2 separate regions of the Homo sapiens genome follow, and region 2 is linked to region 1. A link is a loop called in an ENCODE intact Hi-C map of the cell type or tissue named here. Cell type or tissue: dorsolateral prefrontal cortex. All regions are shown on one strand. Links, peaks and the distances in the headings refer to the core of each region. The heading gives the core; the rest is flanking DNA.

Region 1 (16,621 bases), core at 5,086-13,085:
TGGTGCGCTGCACCCACTAACTCATCATCTAGCATTAGGTATATCTCCCAGTGCTATCCCTCCCCCCTCCCCCCACCCCACAACAGTCCCCAGAGTGTGATGTTCCCCTTCCTGTGTCCATGTGATCTCATTGTTCAGTTCCCACCTATGAGTGAGAATATGCGGTGTTTGGTTTTTTGTTCTTGCGATAGTTTACTGAGAATGATGATTTCCAATTTCATCCATGTCCCTACAAAGGACATGAACTCATCATTTTTTATGGCTGCATAGTATTCCATGGTGTATATATGCCACATTTTCTTAATCCAGTCTATCATTGTTGGACATTTGGGTTGGTTCCAAGTCTTTGCTATTGTGAATAATGCCGCAATAAACATACGTGTGCATGTGTCTTTATAGCAGCATGATTTACAGTCCTTTGGGTAATGGGATGGCTGGGTCAAATGGTATTTCTAGCTCTAGATCCCTGAGGAATCGCCACACTGACTTCCACAATGGTTGAACTAGTTTACAGTCCCACCAACAGTGTAAAAGTGTTCCTATTTCTCCACATCCTCTCCAGCACCTGTTGTTTCCTGACTTTTTAATGATTGCCATTCTAACTGGTGTGAGATGGTATCTCATTGTGGTTTTGATTTGCATTTCTCTGATGGCCAGTGATGATGAGCATTTTTTCATGTGTTTTTTGGCTGCATAAATGTCTTCTTTTGAGAAGTGTCTGTTCATGTCCTTCGCCCACTTTTTGATGGGGTTGTTTGTTTTTTCTTGTAAATTTGTTTGAGTTCATTGTAGATTCTGGATATTAGCCCTTTGTCAGATGAGTAGGTTGCGAAAATTTTCTCCCATTTTGTAGGTTGCCTGTTCACTCTGATGGTAGTTTCTTTTGCTGTGCAGAAGCTCTTCAGTTTAATTAGATCCCATTTGTCAATTTTGTCTTTTGTTGCCATTGCTTTTGGTGTTTTAGACATGAAGTCCTTGCCCATGCCTATGTCCTGAATGGTAATGCCTAGGTTTTCTTCTAGGGTTTTTATGGTTTTAGGTCTAACGTTTAAGTCTTTAATCCATCTTGAACTGATTTTTGTATAAGGTGTAAGGAAGGGATCCAGTTTCAGCTTTCTACACATGGCTAGCCAGTTTTCCCAGCACCATTTATTAAATAGGGAATCCTTTCCCCATTGCTTGTTTTTCTCAGGTTTGTCAAAGATCAGATAGTTGTAGATAAGCGGCGTTATTTCTGAGGGCTCTGTTCTGTTCCATTGATCTATATCTCTGTTTTGGTACCAGTAACATGCTGTTTTGATTACTGTAGCCTTGTAGTATAGTTTGAAGTCAGGTAGCGTGATGCCTCCAGCTTTGTTCTTTTGGCTTAGGATTGACTTGGCGATGTGGGCTCTTTTTTGGTTCCAGATGAACTTTAAAGTAGTTTTTTTCCAATTCTGTGAAGAAACGCATTGGTAGCTTGATGGGGATGGCATTGAATCTGTAAATTACCTTGGGCAGTATGGCCATTTTCAGATATTGATTCTTCCTACCCATGAGCATGGAATGTTCTTCCATTTGTTTGTATCCTCTTTTATTTCCTTGAGCAGTGGTTTGTAGTTCTCCTTGAAGAGGTCCTTCACATCCCTTGTAAGTTGGATTCCTAGGTATTTTATTCTCTTTGAAGCAATTGTGAATGGGAGTTCACTCATGATTTGGCTCTCTGTTTGTCTGTTGTTGGTGTATAAGAATGCTTGTGATTTTTGTACATTGATTTTGTATCCTGAGACTTTGCTGAAGTTGCTGATCAGCTTAAGGACATTTTGGGCTGAGACAATGGGGTTTTCTAGATATACAATCATGTCATCTGCAAACAGGGACAATTTGACTTCCTCTTTTCCTAATTGAATACCCTTTATTTCCTTCTCCTGCCTAATTGCCCTGGCCAGAATTTCCAACACTATGTTGAATAGGAGTGGTGAGAGAGGGCATCCCTGTCTTATGCCAGTTTTCAAAGGGAATGCTTCCAGTTTTTGCCCATTCAGTATGATATTGGCTGTGGGTTTGTCATAGATAGCTCCTATTATTTTGAAATACGTTCCATCAATACCTAATTTATTGAGAGTTTTTAGCATGAAGGGTTGTTGAATTTTGTCAAAGGCCTTTTTTGCATCTATTGAGATAATCATGTGGTTTTTGTCTTTGGTTCTGTTTATATGCTGAATTACACGTATTGATTTGCGTATATTGAACCAGCCTTGCATCCCAGGGATGAAGCCCACTTGATCATGGTGGATAAGCTTTTTGATGTGCTGCTGGATTCGGTTTGCCAGTATTTTATTGAGGATTTTTGCATCAATGTTCATCAAGGATATTGGTCTAAAATTCTCTTTTTTGGTTGTGTCTCTGCCAGGCTTTGGTATCAGAATGATGCTGGCCTCATAAAATGAGTTAGGGAGGATTCCCTCTTTTTCTATTGATTGGAATAGTTTCAGAAGGAATGGTACCAGTTCCTCCTTGTACCTCTGGTAGGATTCGGCTGTGAATCCATCTGCTCCTGGACTCTTTTTGGTTGGTAAGCTATTGATTATTGCCACAATTTCAGATCCTGTTATTGGTCTATTCAGAAATTCAACTTCTTCCTGGTTTAGTCTTGGGAGAGTGTATGTGTCAAGGAATTTATCCATTTCTTCTAGATTTTCTAGTTTATTTGCATAGAGGTGTTTGTAGTATTCTCTGATGGTAGTTTGTATTTCTGTGGGATCGGTGGTGATATCCCCTTTATCATTTTTTATTGCAACTATTTGATTCTTCTCTCTTTTTTTCTTTATTAGTCTTGCTAGCGGTCTATCAATTTTGTTGATCCTTTCAAAAAACCAGCTCCTGGATTCATTAATTTTTTGAAGGGTTTTTTATGTCTCTATTTCCTTCAGTTCTGCTCTGATTTTAGTTATTTCTTGCCTTCTGCTAGCTTTTGAATGTGTTTGCTCTTGCTTTTCTAGTTCTTTTAATTGTGATGTTAGGGTGTCAATTTTGGATCTTTCCTGCTTTCTCTTGTGGGCATTTAGTGCTATAAATTTCCCTCTACACACCGCTTTGAATGTGTCCCAGAGATTCTGGTATGTTGTGTCTTTGTTCTCGTTGGTTTCAAAGAACATCTTTATTTCTGCCTTCATTTCGTTAAGTACCCAGTAGTCACTCAGGAGCAGGTTGTTCAGTTTCCATGTTGTTGAGCAGTTTTGAGTGAGATTCTTAATCCTGAGTTCTAGTTTGATTTCACTGTGGTCTGAGAGATAGTTTGTTATAATTTGTGTTCTTTTACATTTGCTGAGGAGAGCTTTACTTCCAAGTATGTGGTCAATTTTGGAATAGGTGTGGTGTGGTGCTGAAAAAAATGTATATTCTGTTGATTTGGGGTGGAGAGTTCTGTAGATGTCTATTAGGTCTGCTTGGTGCAGAGCTGAGTTCAATTCCTTGGTATCCTTGTTGACTTTCTGTCTCGTTGATCTGTCTAATGTTGACAGTGGGGTGTTAAATTCTCCCACTATTAATGTGTGGGAGTCTAAGTCTCTTTGTAGGTCACTCAGGACTTGCTTTATGAATCTGGGTGCTCCTGTGTTGGGTGCATATATATTTAGGATAGTTAGCTCTTCTTGTTGAATTGATCCCTTTACCATTATGTAATGGCCTTCTTTGTCTCTTTTGATCTTTGTTGGTTTAAAGTCTGTTTTATCAGAGACTAGGATTGCAACCCCTGCCTTTTTTTGTTTTCCATTTGCTTGGTAGATCTTCCTCCATCCTTTTATTTTGAGCCTATGTGTGTCTCTGCACGTGAGATGGGTTTCCTGAATACAGCACACTGATGGGTCTTGACTCTTTATCCAATTTGCCAGTCTGTGTCTTTTAATTGGAACATTTAGTCCATTTACATTTAAAGTTAACATTGTTATGTGTGAATTTGATCCTGTCATGATGATGTTAGCTGGTGATTTTGCTCGTTAGTTGATGCAGTTTCTTCCTAGTCTCAATGGTCTTTACATTTTGGCATGATTTTGCAGCGGCTGGTACCGGTTGTTCCTTTCCATGTTTAGCGCTTCCTTCAGGAGCTCTTTTAGCGCAGGCCTGGTGGTGACAAAATCTCTCAGAATTTGCTTGTCTGTAAAGTATTTTATTTCTCTTTCACTTATGAAGCTTAGTTTGGCTGGATATGAAATTCTGGGTTGAAAATTCTTGTCTTTAAGAATGTTGAATACTGGCCCCCACTCTCTTCTGGCTTGTAGGGTTTCTTCCGAGAGATCTGCTGTTAGTCTGATGGGCTTCCCTTTGAGGGTAACCTGACCTTTCTCTCTGGCTGCCCTTAACATTTTTTCCTTCATTTCAACTTTGGTGAATCTGACAATTATGTGTCTTGGAGTTGCTCTTCTCGAGGAGTATCTTTGTGGCATTCTCTGTATTTCCTGAATCTGAATGTTGGCCTGCCTTGCTAGATTGGGGAAGTTCTCCTGGATAATATCCTGCAGAGTGTTTTCCAACTTGGTTCCATTCTCCCCATCACTTTCAGGTACACCAATCAGACGTAGATTTGGTCTTTTCACATAGTCCCATATTTCTTGGAGGCTTTGCTCATTTCTTTTTATTCTTTTTTCTCTAAACTTCCCTTCTCACTTCATTTCATTCATTTCATCTTCCATCGCTGATACCCTTTCTTCCAGTTGATGGCATTGGCTCCTGAGGCTTCTGCATTCTTCACGTAGTTCTCGAGCCTTGGTTTTCAGCTCCATCAGCTCCTTTAAGCACTTCTCTGTATTGGTTATTCTAGTTATACATTCTTCTAAATTTTTTTCAAAGTTTTCAACTTCTTTGCCTTTGGTTTGAATATCCTCCCGTAGCTCAGAGTAATTTGATCGTCTGAAGCCTTCTTCTCTCAGCTCGTCAAAGTCATTCTCCGTCCAGCTTTGTTCCGTTGCTGGTGAGGAACTGTGTTCCTTTGGAGGAGGACAGGTGCTCTGCTTTTTAGAGTTTCCAGTTTTTCTGTTCTGTTTTTTCCCCATCTTTGTGGTTTTATCTACTTTTGGTCTTTGATGATGGTGATGTACAGATGGGTTTTTGGTGTGGATGTCCTTTCTGTTTGTTAGTTTTCCTTGTAACAGACAGGACCCTCAGCTGCAGGTCTGTTGGAATACCCTGCCGTGTGAGGTATCAGTGTGTCCCTGCTGGGGGGTGCCTCCCAGTTAGGCTGCTCGGGGGTCAGGGGTCAGGCACCCACTTGAGGAGGCAGTCTGCCCCTTCTCAGATCTCCAGCTGCGTACTGGGAGAACCACTGCTCTCTTCAAAGCTGTCAGATAGGGACATTTAAGTCTGCAGAGGTTACTGCTGTCTTTTTGTTTGTCTGTGCCCTGCCCCAAGAGGTGGAGCCTACAGAGGCAGGCAGGCCTCCTTGAGCTGTGGTGGGCTCCACCCAGTTGGAGCTTCGAGGCTGCTTTGTTTACCTAAGCAAGCCTGGGCAATGGAGGGCGCCCCTCCCCCAGCCTCGCTGCCGCCTTGCAGTTTGATCTCAGACTGCTGTGCTAGCAATCAGCGAGACTCCGTGGGCGTAAGACCCTCCGAACCAGGTGTGGGACATAATCTCGTAGTGCGCCGTTTTTTAAGCCCGACGGAAAAGAGCAGTATTCGTGTGGGAGTGACCCGATTTTCCAGGTGCCATCCATCACCCCTTTCTTTGACTCTGAAAGGGAACTCCCTGACCCCTTGCGCTTCCCAAGTGAGGCAATGCCTCACCCTGCTTCGGCTCGCGCACGGTGTGCACACCCACTGGCCTGCGCCCGCTGTCTGGCACTCCCTAGTGAGATGAACCCGGTATCTAACATGGAAATGCAGAAATCACCCGTCTTCTGTGTCAGTCATGCTGGGAGCTGTAGACCGGAGCTGTTCCTATTCGGCCATCTTGGCTCCCTATTTTTTGTCTTTTTAATAACAGCCATTCTCACTGGGTAAGATGATATCTCATGGTGGTTTTGGTGTGTATTTCCCTGTTGATTAATAATATTGGAATTGTTTTATGTGTCTTCTTTTGAGAAGTGTCTTTTCATGTCCTTTGTACACTTTTCAATGGGGTTTTTTTTGCTTGTATATGTGCTTAAGTTCCTCATAGATTCTGGATCTTAGACTTTTGTTGGATGCATAGTTTGCAAAAGTTTTCCCTTATTCTGAAGGTTGTCTGTTTACTCTTTTGGTAGTTTCCTTTGCTGTGCAGAAGCTGGTTATTTCAATTAGGTCTCCATTGTCACTTTCTGTTTTTGTTGCATTTGCTTGTGAGGGCTTAGTCATAAATTCTTTGCTTAGACCAGTGTCCAAAAAAGTGTTTCCTAGGTTTTCTTCTAGGATTTTTATTGGTTGAGGCATTATATTTAAGTTTAAAATCCATCTTCAGTTAATTTTTGTATATGGTGAAAGGCAGGGTTCCAGTTTCGTTCATTTGCATAGGGTTAGCCAGTTATCCTAGCACCATTTATTAAATAGAAAATTCTTTCCCAATTGTTTCTTTTTGTCAGCTTTGTCAGGTCAGATGGTTTTAGATTTATGGCTTTATTTCTGTGCTATCTATTTTGTTCCACTGGTCTATTTTTGTACCAGTACCATACTATTTTGACTACTGTAGCCTTGTAGTATAGTTTGAAGTCAGGTAATGTGATGCCTCCAGTTTTATTCTTTTTACTCAAGATTGCTCTGACTGGGCTCTTTTGGCTTCATATGAATTTTAGAATTTTGTTTTCTAATTTGTGAAAAGTGATGTTGGTAATTTAATAGGAATTGCATTGAATCTATAGATTGCTTTGGCCAGTATGGTCATTTTAACAACATTGATTCTTTCTTTCTTTCTTTTCTTTTTTTTTTTTTTTTTTTGAAACAGAGTCTCGCTCTGTCACCCAGGCTGGAGTACAGTTGCATGACCTTGGCTCACTGCAGCTTCTCCTCCCAGGTTCAAGTGATTCACCTGCCACAGCCTCAGCCTCCCGAGTAGCTAGGATTACAGGCATGCACCACCACTCCCAGCTAATTTTTTTTGTATTTTTAGTAGTGACGGGGTTTCGTCATGTTGGCCAGGCTGGTCTCGAACTCCTGACCTCAAGTGATGTGCCTGCCTCGGCCTCCCAAACTGCTGGGATTATAGATGTGAGCCACCATGCCCAGCCAATGTTGATTCTTTCAACCCATTAGCATAAAATATTTTTCCATTTGTTTGTGTCATTTATGATTTATTTCAACTGTGTTTTGTAGTTCACCTTATAGAGATCTTTCACCTCCTTGCTTATATGTATTCCTAGATACTGTATTTTATTTTTGTGAGCTGCCCATGTTTTAATTGGCTCATTTTTTATTGAGTTGTAACAGTTCTTTATATATCTTAGATAATAGACCCTTATCAAATATAGCCGATTCTCACTATTTGTAGGTTTTATATTTGTGAATTTGCCTATTTGCTAAAATTATTTGTATTCCCCAAATCAGTGGTCATTTGAAGATATGCAGAGCAGTGAAAAATTTAGTTGCTAGAGGTGCACATTCTTAGCTGAGGTTGACTAAGGCATTGCTCTATCTTCTTGTTTCAGCTTTCATACAGAGATTACCAGAAGATTGCCAGTGCAGTATACTGCAAAAAGTTTCAGCTCTGGGGTCAGTTGCACGGGTTTGAGTCTCAACTCAGACCTGTGAGGCAGCCTCAGGTAAGTTTCTTATCTCTTCTGAACCTTGTTTCCCCTTTTGTAAATTAAAGAAAATAGAGTCTACCAAAATGAGTTACTTTTAGGATATAAGATTATAATCTATGATATATATCCAAACATTATATATGATGTAAATATATATACATTATATATACAATGTAAATATATATACATTATATATACAATGTAAATATATAATGCAAATATATATATAATTGGGATATACATATACACACACATACACACAGAGTGTATATAAAAATGTGTATATTTCTCTAGGAACAACGTTCCAATATTTGCTAATTCAATGTCTGCAGTGACTTTTAGAACCTGAGTATTACAAATAACACAAATAAGAAGAATCCACTATGTATAATTTGTAAATACTGTTTCCCATTTGGTAGGTGGTCATTTCACTTTCTTGATAGTGTCTTTTGATACAAAAAAGTTATTAATTTTGATGAAGTGCAATTTGTCTATTCTTTATTTTGTTGTTTGTGTCTCCAGTTCTAACTTTTAAGTCAAAGTGATTTTTAGTTCAGTCACAGGTGAAACAACTATGCTGATATGGGTGGGGTTCCATTCATTCATAAACGGCTGCATAAACACTTAGAAGAGAAGGTTGATTGATTTGCGGAGAGTTATACAGCTAATAGAGGGCAGAGTTAAGAATCAAACCCATGTCTGATGTTGAAACCTATAATCTCAAGTGCTTTAATTATGCAGAAAGGATATTTATGATGAGCTAAAGTTGATGGTAAACTTTTTTTTAAAGAGTGGGTAGCATTTAAACCAAAGGAAGAAAGGAAGTGTTTTTCTTTTCAGGGAACTGTTATTTGTAGAAGATATGTTCAAATATAACAGATAAGTACAAATAAGCATTGGCAAACCCTTGTTATCACTTCTAGTTCTTTGTTGCAAGAATATTATCCCACTATCTGAGAACTTAGATGTTATTAATAGAGGGGTAGGCTGTTGTAATCACTACTTATGGACACAAGAGGGTGCTAAAAGATCTCAGTTCTCCTAGTTCTTTATGTCCAGGTGTAGAAAATCTGTTCCCTTTCCTTAATGTTGTTTCTCTGTGTGAAAATAAACTTAGATTTAAAAGTTCAGAAAGACATTAATAGAGATAAATGAAAATACTGCCTAATATACAAATATTATTCAGATTTCCAGAATAACAGAAATTTAGTAGAGTTCTTAAAGATTTGGTACTATTTTACATGAATGTAGTAAAATGTCAGATCTAGAGAGAACATTTGAGATTACTCTTTTTTCCCCTTCCTGCTCTCTTTCTTCCTTCCCTCTCCCTTCTTTTTTCCTTCCATTTTGTTAAGCAATATTTCCAATCTGACAAACAAAACAAACTATAAGTACAACTATTCTTCATGAAATGAAGACAGGGCACTGAAGCCCAATCTCTGACCTTATTTCACCACCATGGCTGGCCTGGTGATATGTCTGGGTAGCCTCAGGGTGTCACGTAAAAGAGTTTAAAGTATAATTGCCGATGTCCAGGTGGTTGGAAAACTATGCACTCAGATTGAATCCTGCCCCTGACTGTTTTCATATAATTTGTGAGCCAAAGTAGTTTTTACTTATTTAAGTGGTTGGAAAAAAATGACAGACTATCTCATGATGTAAAAATGACATAAAATGCAAATTTCAATGCCTATATACAAAGTTTTATTGGAACACAGCAATGTTCATCATGTAAGTGTTGCCTATGGCTGTTTTCATGCTATAGTTGCAGAGTTGAGTAGTTGCAACAGACATCATATCTCAGCTTCTTTAATAGACATAAAATCATATGAAGTAAAAATTAAAATACAATATTGTTAGATTTGCAGCATATATTATGTAACATATTTGTAACATGTATGATGTTATATAAAGTTATATATATATACACACACATACAACAATAAGTACAATAGCTATGGTAGTATAAATTTAAAGTAGACTGTGATAATTAAAATATGTATAGTAAACTCTAGAGCAGCCGTTAACAAAACAAAACCATTAATGATTGTAGAAGAAATTAAAGGAATTAATATATTACATTAGAAAATATTCTCTCAATGCAAAAAAAAGCAGTAAAGGAGAAATAGAGGAACAAAAAGACATGAAACGTAGAGAAATAAACAAGCTAAAAGGTAGATGCAAATCCAATTATATCAATAATAATGTTAAATTTGAACGGATTAAATAGTTTAGTCAAAAATTGTCAAACTCAAATAAAAAACAAGATGCAATTATTTGCTGTGTTTAGGAGACTTTGTTTTTGTTTTTTTGTTTTAGATTTTAGTTTTAATTGACAAATAATTATATATATTATGTGGTACAATGTTATGTTATAATACATGTGTACTTTGTGCGATGATTAAATCAGACTAATTAACATATTTACCACATCACATACTTATCATTTCTTTATTGTGAGAACATTTGAAATCTACTTTTTTAAAGAAATTTTGAAATATACAATAATTATTATTAACTGTAGTCACTATGCTATGCAACAGATCACTAGAATCAGTCCTCCTAACCAACTGAAACTTTGTACCCTTTGAGTAACGTATCCAGTTTTCCCATCCACCCTCCAATTCCCTGATCCCTCCCAGGCTCTAGTAACCACCATTTTACTCTCTACTTCTATGAGTTTGACTTTCATAGAGTCCACATGTATGTGATATCAAGCAGTCTTTGTCTTTCTAAGCCTGGCTTATTTCACTTGGATAACGTCCTCCATGTTTATCCTTGTTGTCACAATAACAGCATTTTCTTTATTTATAAGACTGAATAATATTCCATTATGCATATACCACATTCTTTTTACCCATTCATCCATCAATGGACATTTAGGTTGCTTCCATGTCTTAACTATTGTGAATATCACTTCAATAAAATATGAGAATGCAGATAATCTTTATGAGATCCTGATTTCAATCTCTTTAGGTATAAACCTAGAAGTGGGCTTGCTGGATCATATGGTAATTTTTTTTTTCTTTTTGAGAAACTTTCATACTGTTTTCTAAAATGACTATATTAATTTACATCCCCATCAACCATGTATAAGGGGTCCCTATAGGAGATACTATTTTAGATTCAAGGATACAAATTGGTTGAAAGTAAAAGAATAGAAAATTATATGTCTTGCAAATAGCAACCACAAGAAAGCTGAAATGGCTATACTAACATCAGACAAAATCATCTTTACAAGAGAAAGAATATGGCCGGCAAAGCCTAACGTATTTACTACCTGGCCCTTTATAGAAAAAGTTTGCCACTCCATGCTCTAGGTGCTTATGATGACTCACTGGGATAAAATGAAATATATTACACTCATTATTATATTTTAAAATTCAAATTATTATTATTATTTTATTTATTTATTTATTTTTGAGACAGAGTCTCACTCTGTTGCCCAGGCTGGAGTGCAGTGGCGCGATCTCAGCTCACTGTAACCTCCACCTCCCGGGTTCAAGCAATTCTGCCTCAGTCTCCTGAGTAGCTGGGATTACAGGTGCGCGCCACCATGCCCGGCTAATTTTTGTTGTTGTTGTCGTTGTATTTTTAGTACAGACGGGGTTTCGCCATGTTGGTCAGGCTAGTCTCGAACTCCTGACCGCCTGATCCACCCGCCTCAGCCTCCTAAAGTGCTGGGATTACAGGTGTGAGCCACTGCGCCTGGCCAAAATTCAAATTATTTTAAAAGTTTTACTTGTGGTATGTTTTATACTATATATGTTAGCGTAGCTTATGTATATAATTTATGGGTAAGTAAAAAATATATATTTTTGGTGTTCATGTGCAGAAATGTTTTCCTCATTGCAGTGAGTAAATAAACACCTTAAGAAACTACTCTAGAGGGTTGTGGGATAAACAATTACATATTAGGTACAATATATACTACTCAGGTGAGGAGTGCGCTAAAATCTCAAGATTTGCTTTTATATAATTCATCCACATAACCAAAAGCCACTGCACCTCTAAAGCTATAAAAATAAAAAAAGTGTTTTAAAAATCTCACTCTGTCTTAATCCTATTGTTTTACAAGTGGGAAAAAGAAAATCAAAAGAGGTAAAATCATTATTCAAGGGCCCAAAGTGAAATTTTTGCAGAATCAGCTACAGGCTCCTGCTTTTTGTACTGTACTTTTTTTTTCAAACTTTTAATTTTAATGGGTACATAGTAGGTATACCGTCATTTTGCCGACATGCCCACCCCATCCCCTGCTGCCTTACAGTCTGGGGCTTCTGACATAAGGAGCACTTGTGGTAATTTCAGATTCTCACTATTGCTGGACTAATTACTACATAACACATGCAGAACCTTTTTCCTAGTCTTTGTATAAATCTTGGTATGCTATAGCATTAGGAGTGCATTTTTGCTCTAGAGAGAGGTTGAAGAATATCCTCAATTGATCCCAAGCACCTTCTCTGAGGTTGGAAATATCTCCTAGAAAGATGCAGTAGAAGCCTATACACATTCTGCATGGTACAGTCATATTTCAATTTGGAAGTGTGGTGCCAGGAACAATGATATTGGGAAAGTGTCTGTAGTTAACTTTAGACCTCCCTAATTGGAATGATGCAGCTTGATTGAGAAAGTCACAAGTCAAGAGAGACACACAAAAACTTGTGCACTTCCAGAAGAAGGTCCAGGAAGATGAAAAGATGGACAATATTATGTCTAGGAAGAACAGTAGAGGAGTTAGATGGTGTTTAGCTTATAGATGGCTCAGGTGCCAAAATAGTTATTTTCAAATATCCAAATGACTATCTTGAGAAAGAAGGAACAAAGCTGCTCCATAGGCCCAGACTAGGACCTTTGAGTAGAATTTGCAGTGATTTAGAGTTGGGCATGCTAGTCAGAGAGGTCTAATGATGGACTGGATGTCACATCAGAGAGACCACATCAGAGAGACCACATCAGAGAGATGTGGATGTAATGCCTGCCTTCATCTCTTATTGCCTGTATGGCCCTGGGATTATAAATAGTAATCATGTTTTGCAATATTGTTTATGTGGTTCGTTTCTTACTCTTCCACACATCCTTGTACCTCATGCTCCCACCTCTAGCTTATATTGCCAGGATTTTGAAACTCAAGACTGGGAGAGTAGTTTGAGAAAAATAGTTCTTATACCCAAAGTTTGACTTTTAGAGTCAAAGGCCAGAAAATCTAGAATAAAGTAGAACATAAAACATATGCTAAAATAACAGATCGGAAAATACGCTGCACTGTCCCTTGAGACCAAATAAAAATTACAAGGGCTAAAGGTTAAGATATGGAGGAAAGGCAATGTTGAGGGAAGAGGTTGGTGGGGTCCAACATGCCAAGGGCTCAACATACCTGGAGGAACCAGACAGACAGAGGGGAATCAGTACTGTGACTCATCAACTGCTAATAGAAGGATGTTATCAACCGTGAGCTGGGAGTCAAGTTATTGAATGCAGATCATGGGATCACGTTAGACATTTGGGCCAGTGTCACAAATCATCCATGCCATTGAGTTACGTTAGCTCTCCTTATAATGTCCCGTAAAGGCCTCCCACTGACAGCACCACCAGAGCTCTGCTCATGGTCTTCTAGGAGTGAGGGGTCTTTGGGACTGAAATTTTGCTCAGCCCTATTGAACTGGCTCCGTGTGGTATAACTTTTTGTTTGTCAGATATATTCTAAGGCTCCTTGGAGACGATGAGATGTTTCGTGAACACCAACAGAAGGATTACATGGAAGAGAAGCCTCACTGTGCCTTGGCAGGAATTAATAGAACTGGTTTTGAGGTCTGTTCCATGCCACTCAATTGCATTCCAGATTGTATATAAACTATATTTTTACCTTTGTAATCCAGCTGCAGTTAATTATTCTAGAACTTAAAAAATTATAGATTATAACATTAGTCATTATTTTATAGGGTGACTGTAAGATTAAATGACATAAAGCACGAAAGTATCAGCATACTGATTGTCTTAGAATATATATGTTCATTAGTCATTATTTCATAGGGTGACTGTAAGATTAAATGACATGAAGTATGAACGTATCAGCACACTGATTGTCTTAGAATACATATGTTCAGTAAGTGGAAGTTGTTATTTTTTTTCAAGGTGTGATGAGATCTTGTGAAACCGAACGACAATTTGATCTTTTTGTGGTAAAAGACCATTCAAATTCCTGAATGTGATAATGGTCATGGTGAGTGATTTGTCGATTTAGAGTTAGTACTTTTTTTTTAACCTCCTGTGCACAGGCTGCAGGCAGTATCACAATAACATTGGACAGTTTTACACAACAAAGTCTGGGCCCAAATCGAGATAATGTGATTTCGTAGACATAGAACAGGGTTCAAAATTTCATATTATTAACAAGCTACTTCCTTCTGGAGGTCGCAGGGGAAAATCAGTTTCCTTTTCCTTGCCAGCTGTTAGAGGCTGCCAACATTTCTTGGTTCATGGCTCTGGGTCACCCCAAATTCTTCTTCTATTGTCACTTCTGCTTCTATTGTCACATCTTCCTCTCTGACTCTGACTCTCCTGCCTCCCTTTTATAAAAACACTTGTGATTATATTGAACTCTCCAGGATAATCCAAAGTAATGTTTCTATCTGAGTATCCTAAATTTGATTGCCTATACCTATTCTTAGGGCCCAGAACCTAAGAATATGTTACCTTACATGGCAAAAGGGACTTATTCTCCCACATCTTTGGGAGCCATTACTTTGTGTACTGCAAATGGAAACTTTTTTTTGGCTGCTAAATACACAGAAAAACCCCTAGATAATTTCCTTTTTTTCCACCTATGTATATGAGTAAAGGACTTTTTGTTATATGCTACCACCCTTGTAAGTATCCATTTCATAGGTATACAGTTGTCCCAGGATGCTGATAAAGAGTAGACAATTCTAGGGTAAGTGGATGCCAACAGAACACGCTTAAGAGTGGGCTTATGAATGGCTATCACTCCTGATACATGACCAGTGGGCTAGGTGCTGACTTCTGTCAAAGGGGGGACCTCATCATAGCTCCTCAGTGCAGGCAATACATAAGACTTCATGTCTAAAGCCTGCTGTCCCTAGGTTCTGAGCTACAGATGATGTACAGTCAAATGGACTCTGGTCATTCCCCAGATGCTGATTCAATACAGTCATCATGGTCCATCTGCCTATGTTTCCTTATTCTTTCTCCAACCAACTTTTAAGTTTCTTCTATATCTTTCTTCCCAAGCTTTGGACTCCATTCTTTGTCTTTGAGATCAGAACATTTTTTCTTATTCCATATTCTCTCAAAATCTCATGTTTTCATAGCTGAGTCATAATATCTGTATTGCTAAACTCAAAAGCCAACAACTGACTCTGCTTTCTGCTGTCAGTTCACCCCTAAGGCACTGATGAAGAATACTTAGCTGACTGAATGAGAAAAGGAACAAGGGTTGAAGCAAATTCGAGAAACAGAAGCATATTAATTAGCATTTCAAAACATTATTCATCTACATGATTTTTAAAATAAGTTCCAGCATTGAAATTAAAAGGCACAATATCCTAAGTTCATGATTAGAGCTTATTCTGCTGTGCTATACCCCTTGGGTTCTGTCTTTAGCTTATTCATTTAAATAAGTTTTTCAGCAACTTCAGGACCTTGGATTTCCAAATAGGCACCAGCATACTACACCTTTACCAATGTATCTCCCCACTGTCACTAAACCTCCAGTCTCACTGTTGTGATGGCATCCTGCTCTGTAACTCATAGGAAAGGCTGAATAATAGACCTGCATTATCCTGGGGTAAGCTGCCCATTTGCCTTTCTATAATGTCAGCTAACTCCCTCTGACTCAGCAATCTGTCTGCAAAGCCAGGCAATGATTTGTAGAAATCATCTCCTACTGCTCCTCCTCTCCCAAGGAGAATAGGATTAGCACACAGTACACCTGAACACAGGACAGCTTCATTTTAGTTTTTTTGTCTCATATTAAAAGGGGATGAGAATTAGCTTAAGGTCTGAAATGAGTTCCTTCCCACGGGTACCTGTCTGCCCTCTAATACCCAGGTACACATCAAGAATGTGGACTCTGCTTGGCAGTTCAACTCGTCCAGCTTCCTGAAGGCAAGTGACTGCTTGTCTAACCATGTCTCACCCTTCCAGCTTTTCTCTTTCAATTTTATAACAAAATAGTCAATACAGGAAGGCAGCCTAGATTAGTGTGTAAGTTACCCCATGTTTAAATCAGAAAAAATATGGATTGAGTCCCAACTCTGCTGCTTACTAATTATGTGACCTTGGGCAAGTTACTTAATTTCCCAAAGCTTCAGTTTCCTCCCCTGTAAAACAAGGATGAAGACACCTACATCATTCAATTGTTATAAGGATAAAATCAAATCAAATACAAAGAGCACCTAACATCACAAATGACACACATTGCTCTATAAACGGTAGCCATTATTATATTCTGTTTTGTTAAATAAAAACATGCTGAGCATCTATTATGAAAAATATCATGCTTCGTACTTTGAAAGTTGGAGACTTGATTGCTGCCTCAAAAACACTGCAGACTAATGGGAGGGATAGGAAAAATCGAAGTAAGTAAAAGGAATGAATGAAAAGGGGTAAAGTAAGAGGGATAGAACTGGATGGGAATGAAGCTAGAATAACACAATGGGAAAAGGGTCCTAAGGGAATTCTCGTTGTCGAGGTGTGGGAAAAGCCACCTTGATATTGTATCCTATCCTGGGGCAAACCTTCTCCCATGTCCTTGTGTGGAACTCTTCTAATCGATGATGCTGCATCAGGACCGTGAAAATGCATGGTCCTATTCTTTTGTATTTTCTGGGATACTCACAGGTTAGAGCTACAGTTACCTAGGGGCCTCTGGTAAAATGAACAAAAAGACATCTCTTTGTTCCTGGTCAATCTGT
Region 2 (10,273 bases), core at 1,648-9,647, 170 kb after region 1:
GTTAGTTCTGGGGTAGACCCTGCCAGTAGATCACACTTCCTTGATAAAATTCTTAAGTTATTTGCTATCAAGTGGATCCTTTCTCTGGATTATCTCGCAACTCATGTTGGAAAGAAAACACACAGATTTTAATGTCAAAGTCCTTACCTACATTGTTGAAAATAACACATTTTCAGAAAATGAAAAGTAGGTCTTTACACAAAGTTTGGAAGTACACCTAGAATATTTAAGTCCTTCAATAGCATTTACCAAACATCTACAATGTACAATGTGTATAATGTGTATAATGATTATACAAAGGTGAATGAAATAGATAATCTTCTCAGAAATCATATAGTCCACTGATATTAGTCACAGACGTAAGGTAATATAATACAAAGGAGGGACTGTTGAATGAAAAATTTGTCTGTGGTATGTTACAGTACTTCAAGAAAGGGATAATTAATAGAAAGTTTTATGGTGGGATAAAACTAGACCTTATAATTTGGATAAAATGTGGACATGACAGAAAGTAATGAGAGGAGAAGAAGGGAACAGCAAGAGTAAGGATCTAAAATTAGGAAAAAAACAAGTCATTTAGTTTAGTCAGAACTTACCAACTTTATCAACCTTGAATGCACACCAGAGATTTCGAGGTCAATTCTACATGTAATGGGAAGCTGCAAAAGTTGTTCAGATAGGACAGTAAGTGGCATAAATATTGTTCCTTTAGGAAGATTCATTTGTTAGCAGTAAACAGGAGAAAAAGAGAAAGAAAGTACTAAACTTAAGAATTGCTACTCATGTAGAGGGAGGAGCTGCAATAAATAACCCAGGAAGAGGCAGCTACGCAGAGCAAGGAGGTAGGCTAGAAGGCGAGTGGATCAAGGTGGGGGATGCTGTGAAGGTGAAGTCAATGTCATGTGGTGACAGCTATGCAAGCTGAAGGACAGTAAGCAATTAGAGATGATTCCACTGTTTTGTGTTTGTTTTTTTGTGAAAGGTAGAAAATCCAGGAGAAAGAATACATTTGGTAGAGAAGATAATGATTTTGGGGCCTCTTGAACATTAGGTATTGGCGATAAACACAGCTGGAGATCCCCAGTGAACATTTATGAAGTGTTAGTTAATTGCTCACCTTGTCTTTTTTTTTTTTTTTTCTTATGGAGTCCCACTCTGTCGTCCACACTGAAGTGCAGTGGTGTGATCTCAGCTCACTGTAACTTCTGCCTCCTGGGTTCAAGTGATTCTCCTGCCCCAGCCTCCCTAGTAGCTGGGGTTACAGGCATGTACCACCACGCCTGGCTAATTCTTGTATTTTTAGTAGAGACAGTGTTTTGCCATGTTGGCCAGACTGGTCTCGAACTCCTGACCTCAGGGATCCACTCACCTCAGCCTTCCAAAGTGCTGAGATTACAGGTGCAAACCAACACACCCAGCTTTACTCACCTTGTCTTGTTTATGGTGATATATATGTGGTGTTCTTTTATTTTAATGAGACCCTTCCTGGCAAAGGACTCCATATAATTTATATTTTTATTTTTAGAGAAGGCCTGCAGCATAGTAGATGTTAACTCAATGCTCGATAATTCTGTACATATGTGATTTGTTCATATAATGAGAAACTCAAAGAAATGCACACCACTCTCTGTAATCTATTGTTCCCTACCTCCCACTTTCTAATTTCCAGCCAGAAAGAAAATGAGGAAAGAAAGAGGAAAGAAGAGGAAGATCAGAGAAATGCTGCAGGACATGGTTCCAGTGGTGGTGGAGGAGGAAACACTCAGGTGAGAGCAACCTCTAATTTCAGTAACTGGGGCGGGCTCAACTCCTTGACAATAGGACTGTGAATAGCGTATATAGTCTATGGTAAAGGCAGTGCTAAGTCCTTGAGAGAACAGAGAAGTTTCTCCTTAAGGTTGCAGGGTAAGATATCAGCACATTTTCACTGCTCTGGGGTTCATTTGGATTTCTTTACACCTTGAAATAATTAACAATATGTAATGACCTTATCCCAGTCTCCTGAGCCCTCTTTATGGTAATCTAGACCTCATATCAATAATCGTTCTCATCAGTATCACATGCTCTTCATTTTCTTTCATTATTCTTTCTTGCCTTGGACAGAGCCACTTTTTTTAGGTGTCTTTTCTGTTGATCCAAGGCAGCATGATAGGACAAAAGAGCACAGGCTTTGGAGTCAGATTGGGTTATGATTCTGCTCCTACTACCTGGACTTGTGAGACATTGAGTAAATTACTTCCTCTCACTGAATTCTACTTTCCCTGATTTAGCAGTACTCTTCCAGGGATAAAAGAAAATAATTTAGGCAAAGGTTTAGCATGTTTCTTGAGGCATTTTTAAGTGTCAGCATGGCAATGTTGCACATAAGGTCACTCCTTGGGTCTCTGAACACAGTTTCATAAAATTGCAGTCGCCTTATTTATCTTTTTACAACCTTGGAATATCAAAACCATGTCTTCACTTCCAGATCTGACAAAGGCCCAATATTTACCTTTGATAAACTCTGGCTATTCTGTTTTTTTCCCATCTTTTTTGCTTTAGGAGGCTGAGTTCTCCCTTTTAAGGAATAGCCCTGTTGATTAGAATTGTCTGATAGACATTTTGTGTGTCTTGTTCATAACTTGGTCAAACCTACCTTCCTTGACATTTTGCATAACTTTGGGTTTTCCTCCAGCATTTTTCTCTCTCTTCTATCTGCACTAGAGACCTGCACATTTTTTTCTGTATAAGGCCAGCTAAATATTTTAAGCAATGTGGGCTTTGTGGGTCATATGATGTCTGCTGCAACTATTTTACTCTGCCATTGTTGTGGGAAAGAAGCAAAAAAATAATATCTGAATAAATGAGTGAGGATGTGTTTCAGTAAAACTTTATGTGTAAGAACAGGAAGCAGGAAAGATCTTCCCTGTGGGCTATACAATTGAACCTTGAACAACATGGGTTTGAATTTCCCAGGTCCACTTGTACTTAATTTTTTTTCAACCAAACTTAGATAAAAAATACAGGATTTGTGGGATGTGAAACCTGCATATATGGAGGGCTAACTTTTTGTATAGGTGAGTTGTACAGGGCCAACTGACAGACTTCAGTATACATGGATTTTGATCCTGGAACCAATCCCCCAAGTGTACCAAGGGGAAACTGTAGTTTGCTGACATTTAATATATGCTATTAAATTCAGTCATATTTATAATTTCCTTGTGTAGATCCTTAAAAGCAACATTAGTAGCCATGACAACTCATCTCTTATAATTACAACATGGGTGATTCTGGTCCCCTTTTCTCTGCAGATGCCAGACCTAGATGTTAGGGGTTTTTTTGTTTGTTTGTTTGTTTGAGATGGAGTCTCACCCTGTCACCCAGGCTGGAGTGCAATGGAGCAATCTTGGCTCACCGCAACTTCTGCCTCCTGGGTTCAAACGATTCTCCTGCCTCAGCCTCCCAAGTAGCTGGGATTACAGGCACCCGCCACCATGCCCAGCTAATTTTTGTATTTTTAGTAGAGACAGTGTTTCACCATGCTGTCCAGGCTGGTCTTGAACTCCTGACCTCATGATCCACCCATCTTGGCCTCCCAAAGTGCTGGGATTACAGGCATGAGCCACCGTACCCGGCAATGTTATGTTTCTTATAAAGAGAGGTGAAAGAACTTCTCTTACTCAGACTGTTAAAACAATTTACTAAGAATACAGTAGACTAAGTAATCCAGGGGCTCTTCGTTCTTCTCTGTTTTCAGGACGAATGTGCTGAGTATCGGGAACAAATGAAAAATGGAAGACTCAGCTGTACTCGGGAGAGTGATCCTGTACGTGATGCTGATGGCAAATCGTACAACAATCAGTGTACCATGTGTAAAGCAAAATTGTAAGTATTTCTCTCAACAGGCATGTCTAAAATATAGTCACATTCCTCTTGAATGAATGGCTATTTCTCATTTGCTATGGCTCCTTCCATGCAAATTATTCTTTTTGCTAATTTCCAAATATTCTATTTTTTTCTCTTGCGTTCTCTAAGGAACAATGAGCCTTAGCAAGGGCAGCTAACCAAGTGGCTGATTTCTATTGTATTTTCTATTACAATTCTGTGAACTCTAAGTGCTATCATGATAGACCCTTGTTCTTTATTGTGCCAGAATCCTAGGAAGACTTTGTCACGGCCATTTGGAATCATTGACCAGCACAGTTGAAGAAAGCTGACTTCTTGTCATTTGCACGGGACACACTTAGTGCATAATCCAGGGTCAATATTTGTTAACAAGATGAATATTCACTTTTTTCTCCTCCAGGGAAAGAGAAGCAGAGAGAAAAAATGAGTATTCTCGCTCCAGATCAAATGGGACTGGATCAGAATCAGGGAAGGTGAGTTATTTTTTGGGTTTTGGCAAGAATCGTCTTTCTGTGAGTCAGCAGTTGGCGATCAAAACTATAGAAGAAGGTGTCAACATGATCAAGCTAGAGCTTGCCCTTAGAAGGTCAGGAGTTACCAAGTTATCAGTGACTCTCACTGATAACTTGTTCAGTGAAGAAACCTAATGCCAAGTGGACATCTTTAAGTCTGACACTTTACAAGGCATTTTTATAAATTACAGTTTATTTAATTATTTCAACAGCCTGGTCAAATTTGGCCTTTTAACCTTATTTCGTAGATAGGGAAAATGAGGTTTTGCAAGTATACTGGGATTTATTTTTGTTTTTGCATTATTTTGCTGCTAGTGTAAGTTACTATAAGCAGATGCGTAAAATAACACACATTTATTATCTTATATTTCTGGATTCCATAAGTTTTAAATGGTCTGATTGTGATAAAACCAAGATGTTGGTAATGCCGCATTCCTTTGTGGAGGCTCTAGGTGAGGATCTGTTTCTTTGCTTTCTCTAACTTCTAGAAGCTACCTGTATTCCTTGGCTTGTGGCCACCCTTAAGCCAGTGATGGCCAGTCAAGTCCTTCTTATGCTTTATCATTCTCACACTGACTGTCCTGCCGCTGCCTCTCTCTTTAATGAGTAAGAACCTTTGTGATTACATGGGCCCCACTTGGATAATCCAGGGTAACTTCCCCATTTTAAATTCAACTGATTAGCAATCTTAATTCCATATTCAACCATAATTCCTCCTTGCCACGTAAAGCAACATATTTGGAGGTTCCAGGAATTAGAACATAGACGTCTCTCTCTGTGGGACATTATTTTGCCTATCACAGCAAGGTTACATGGCTGCCTGACTCTTGGAAAGAAATCCTCTGATTCTCAAATCCAATCAAATATTATGTAAAAACAGCACTTCCAATATAATCTTCCCATCTTTTCAGGATACATGTGATGAGTTTAGAAGCCAAATGAAAAATGGAAAACTCATCTGCACTCGAGAAAGTGACCCTGTCCGGGGTCCAGATGGCAAGACACATGGCAATAAGTGTACTATGTGTAAGGAAAAACTGTGAGTATGTTTCAAAATGAGCTTTTGACTGTGAGTCTTAAAGTACAATAATCATTTCTTACCAGTTTGGGAAAATGACAATTGTTTTAGAAGCAGATCTGGTAATTAATGAGGCGTTTGTTCACTTTGATTGAAATGTTTCATTGTTTTCCCCCCAGGGAAAGGGAAGCAGCTGAAAAAAAAAAGAAAGAGGATGAAGACAGGAGCAATACAGGAGAAAGGAGCAATACAGGAGAAAGGAGCAATGACAAAGAGGTAATAGATGTTAGACACGCTAATACCTGAATTCAGTTAGTTCATTGTATGGTATATTTATTCAACAAATATTTGTGAAATGCTGACTCTGTCCCAATCATTGGTGATATAACGGTAAACAATGAAGTCATGGCCAGATCTTGAAAATAAATAGCATGCTCTTCAGTTCCCCAGGAGTGACTCTGATGCAATTGTAGAACCAGTGACAACTGTCAAATTATTGTAGTTAGCCAGTGAATTTCATTTTTGAATTTTTTCTTTCCTTTGAGACAGGGTCTTGCTGTTGCTCAGGATGGTCTCGAACTCCTGAGCTCAAGCAATTTGCCGGAGCTCAAGTCTCAGCCTCCCAAAGTGCTGGGATTACATGAGCCATCGCACTCTGCTGTTTCTGAATTTTTTAAACAAATAAATATCAAGCAATCAGATGCCAAAAATTACAAAGAAAATCAGTATCAAAAATTTGGAGTTTGAGGCCAGGCACGGTGGCTCAGGCCTATAATCCCAGCACTTTGAGAAGCTGAGGCGGGCAGATCACGAGGTCAGGAAATCGAGACCATCCTGGCTAGCACGGTGAAACCCCGTCTCTACTAAAAGTACAAAAAAATTAGCCGGGCACGATGGCGGGCGCCTATAGTCCCAGCTACTTAGGAGGCTGAGGCAGGAGAATGGCGTGAACCTGGGAGGCGAGCTTGCAGTGAGCTGAGATAGCGCCACTGCACACCAGCCTGGGCGACAGAGCAAGACTCTGTCTCAAAAAAAAAAAAAAAAAAAAAAAAGGAAAAGAAAAAGAAGAAAAGTTGGAGTTTGAGATAATAAATTCTTGATCTGGCATTTCATTGCCACCTAGTGTTCAGTTTTGGTCCTTATAAATAGTATTCAACACTACAACACCAACACGTAGAATATTACACAGCACAATCTTTTAATGCACCGACGGACTCCAATTAGAAAAGATAAATAGCGAAATTTCCCTGGGAAGATTTTTCCTATTAGTAGGGCAACTTTTCATTAAGCCTGTAGTGGCTAAAGAAAATGAAACCTTATTAGTAATTATCATTATTTAAAAATATTTTGGGAATATCTGTTGTGTGTTACGGTAGATGAAATGGCTTTGAGAAAATAACCTTATTGCACAACTTCACATGATCTCTAAAGGACATCTATTTAAAATCTTGGTAAATTTTTAATTTTATGATCCTTATTTAAAAAATTTTGAACAGAAAAATGCTATATATATTTATATATAGAAAATACTGAGTAAAAAAAAAATAAAGAAAATATGGAGGCAGGGTGTGGTAACTCACTCTTTTAATCCCAGTGTTTTGGGAGACCAGAGCAAGAGAATTGCTTGAGCCCAGGAGTTCAAAACCAGCCTGGGCAACATAGTGAGACCCTGTCTCTACAAAATAATAATAATTAAAAAAAAAATAGCCAGGCATGATGGTGCACACCTGTAACTCTAGCTACTTGGGAGGTTAAGGTGAGAGGATCACTTGAGCCCATGAATTCAAGGCAGCAGTGAGCTATGATAGCATTATTGCACTCCAGCCTGGGCAACAGAGTAAGAACTTGTCTTAAAAAAAAAATAAAAATATTGAGATTGTGTGTGAGTGTGTGTGTGTGTGTGTGTGTGTCAAATAGAGAACTACCGTTTTATCTACACATGCAACGTTAAATAAGGTTTACCAATAATTATATTTAAACCTCCCCAAAATCTATTCAGTGGTGATATTGTTCCAATTTTTTAGAATTCAGGAAAACTTAAGAGAAGTGAACTACACATAATTAATGAATAGAAGAGCCAAAGACTGAATTGGAGGGTTGCAATACAGTCAGAGGAGTGCTATTATAAAAATATGTGGTATTGTGAGCACCTGGAAAAGAAAATACTTCCAGTAATTTGTGAAAATGGTGGTTGTGAGACATTTAATATGTTGATAGGTATTTAATTCCAGAGAATTTTTTAAAATGCTGCAATTAAAAGTAAGGCCTGGAATTGTTTGTTTACGGACATCACAATTTAAAGAAAGAAGGGTAAGTACAATCTAGGTTACTGTGTTATTTTTTAAGGTAATGTTTCCATATCACCACTTTGGCTCTTTGGGCTTACAGGAAGTTCCAGAGACTTCTGTAGCTCTCTGAAGATTTTAGTACATTCTAGATCCTATCTGTAGACTCGGTTCTATTGGCTTCTTTTTATGATCATTATGTTTCAATGAACACAAAAGGCAGCTCCATATACTTATCCACACATAGGAGTTTTATTCTCTGACTTGTAAAAGCAAATAAGTAAAAAGGTATAACCTGGTGGTTAGCAGGTTTCTGATCACAAATTCAACACTGACTTTATTTAATAGCTCTGAGATTTATTTTTCTCATCTGTAGAATGGGGATGATGCGTATTTATCTTATAAGATTTTTACAACCACTAAAGGAAATCTATTAAACCACACGATAAAGCACCTCGCACAATAATTTTTTTTTTTTTTTTTTTGGTAAATTGTGGTTGAGAAATGAAGCTGAAAGTTTACGTGTTTTTATGTTTTGCCAGAAGAGTGTCGTTTAGTTCATTCCAGGGCTTTTGAAGTAGACTTATGTGTGGAATACTGAGTGCACTCATAGGGAGACAGGTTTGGGGCTCTGCCTCATAGAAAATGGTATTAAAATGAGATGGGACAGGGCACTGGGGGCTCATGCCTGTAATCTCAGTGCTTTGGGAGGCCAATGCGAGAGGATCACTTGAGGCCAAGAGTTTAAGATCAGCCCAGGCAACACAGAGAGACTCCCGTCTCTACAAAAAATTTTAAAATATTAGCCAGGCATGGTGGCACATGCCTGTAGTTCTAGCTACTTAGCAGACTGAGGTGGGAGTGTTGCTTGAGCCCAGGAGTTGGAGGCTGCAATGAGCTATGATTGCACCACTGCACTCCAGGCTGGACAACAGAACAAGATTATATATATATAACAAGATTATATTATATACATAACAAGATTATATATATATATAGATAGATATAATATATTATATATATAGATATATATTATCTATCTATCTATATATATAATCTTGTTATATATATGTAATCTTGTTCTGTTGTCCAGCCTGGAGTGCAGTGGTGCAATATATGTGTATATATATATATATATATATATATATATAATCTTGCTTGCAATATATATATATATAGTTTTTAAAGGAATGGGCTGCTTTAGTGAAATTCCATTAGGGCAAGACAATCATTTGATAGAGATGCAATGGAGAAGATTCAAACTTCTTAGGTAGAGATTGAATAAAGTGCCTTTAAAACATATTTCTTCTCTGAAATTTCACTTCTCTGTTTTTTTCCTGTGTTATGAGTTTATATCTAATCGGTCAATCATGTTATCAGGTTTGAAAGATTATACCATGACAGTAACAACTTTTTCTGCTACTGTTGGTAGGATCTGTGTCGTGAATTTCGAAGCATGCAGAGAAATGGAAAGCTTATCTGCACCAGAGAAAATAACCCTGTTCGAGGCCCATATGGCAAGATGCACATCAATAAATGTGCTATGTGTCAGAGCATCTTGTACGTAAAAAGGTTTATCAATAAATTTGATAGTTGTGCCTGTTTGCTAGAAATTAGTTTTTGTTACTTTTAAAACCTAAGATACTTGGCATCACACATTAATGATATGATACCTCCTCTCTTTTGAAGAGACAATTTCCAAAGCACTTTCACAATAATTTTTTTATTTTGATGTTGAAAAGCATAATCATACCCAGAACCTCTGGGGTAGGAAGAGGTAGCTTATCAGCTAGGTAACCTGGGACAGGCCAGTTCATTGTGCAGAGCCTCAGTTCCTCCTGAGGGAAAAATGACTGAACAATATAGTTTTGTGGAGATTCAAGGACATTTTAAAAATGTTTATGAACTTCAAAGCATTATACCTACGTAAATAACATTCAAGGACATTTTAAAAATGTTTATGAACTTCAAAGCATTATACCTATGTAAATAACAATCAATATTGTGAGTTTGGTTATAATTTAATTGGAAAAGTAAAAATGAGAATTATAGCAACTTTCTAGATGAGAGTCTTAAGTCTATTATATTAAGGAAAAATAAAGACCTTTTAGGATCATATTTTTCTGGATAAGAGTATAGTAACAGCATCTATGAAAGTTGATAGCATTGCCACAAATATATTATCATGAAAATTCCAACAATCAGAACTGATTAGCTTATAAAAATATTCTTAGATTTTTTTTTAGGTATAAGAAAACAGTGTTAGATTTGCTAATGTTTAGAATCGCAGAAATACTTGGTTAAAGACAATTCAGTAACAACCCTTGAAAAATTACCCTATCTTTTTTTTTAATTATTCTGCAGTGATCGAGAAGCTAATGAAAGAAAAAAGAAAGATGAAGAGAAATCAAGTAGCAAGCCCTCAAATAATGCAAAGGTTATTTATTAAAGGATACCAAAATAACCATTTTACTTTTCACCTTCAGAATTTTGCATTCTTCTCCAGCTTTGGGAATAATAAATATATTAATATCTTAACTTCAAAGAAAATTGATTTTTCTTGTCTTGTCACT

Evidence for each region. Peaks named below come from ENCODE experiments on the same cell type or tissue, not always from the same donor. Only the 100,000 strongest peaks of a DNase experiment are listed, where the experiment ranks them.
Region 2: a loop joins it to region 1, with 19 times the contacts of the local background. A loop is called at or near these places in 63 of 110 quality-filtered maps.

Annotation. Positions count from the first base shown.
Region 1 is chr5:147,941,203-147,957,823 of GRCh38, forward strand. No RefSeq gene overlaps it. Among named protein-coding and RNA genes, the nearest start is that of C5orf46, 43 kb to the left of the region's middle. RefSeq lists an enhancer at 5,129-5,701. In dorsolateral prefrontal cortex, for the core only: CTCF peaks have their summits at 8,693 (motif pointing right) and 8,897; no DNase peak of the experiment used is centred there.
Region 2 is chr5:148,114,701-148,124,973 of GRCh38, forward strand. It overlaps SPINK5 (serine peptidase inhibitor Kazal type 5), which reads left to right. Exons shown (of 33, transcript NM_006846.4): 22 at 1,670-1,766; 23 at 3,737-3,864; 24 at 4,286-4,358; 25 at 5,309-5,436; 26 at 5,595-5,691; 27 at 9,133-9,260; 28 at 10,065-10,137. Among named protein-coding and RNA genes, the nearest start is that of SPINK14, 49 kb to the right of the region's middle. In dorsolateral prefrontal cortex, for the core only: CTCF peaks have their summits at 6,556 (motif pointing left) and 6,756; no DNase peak of the experiment used is centred there; H3K27ac peaks cover 558 bases.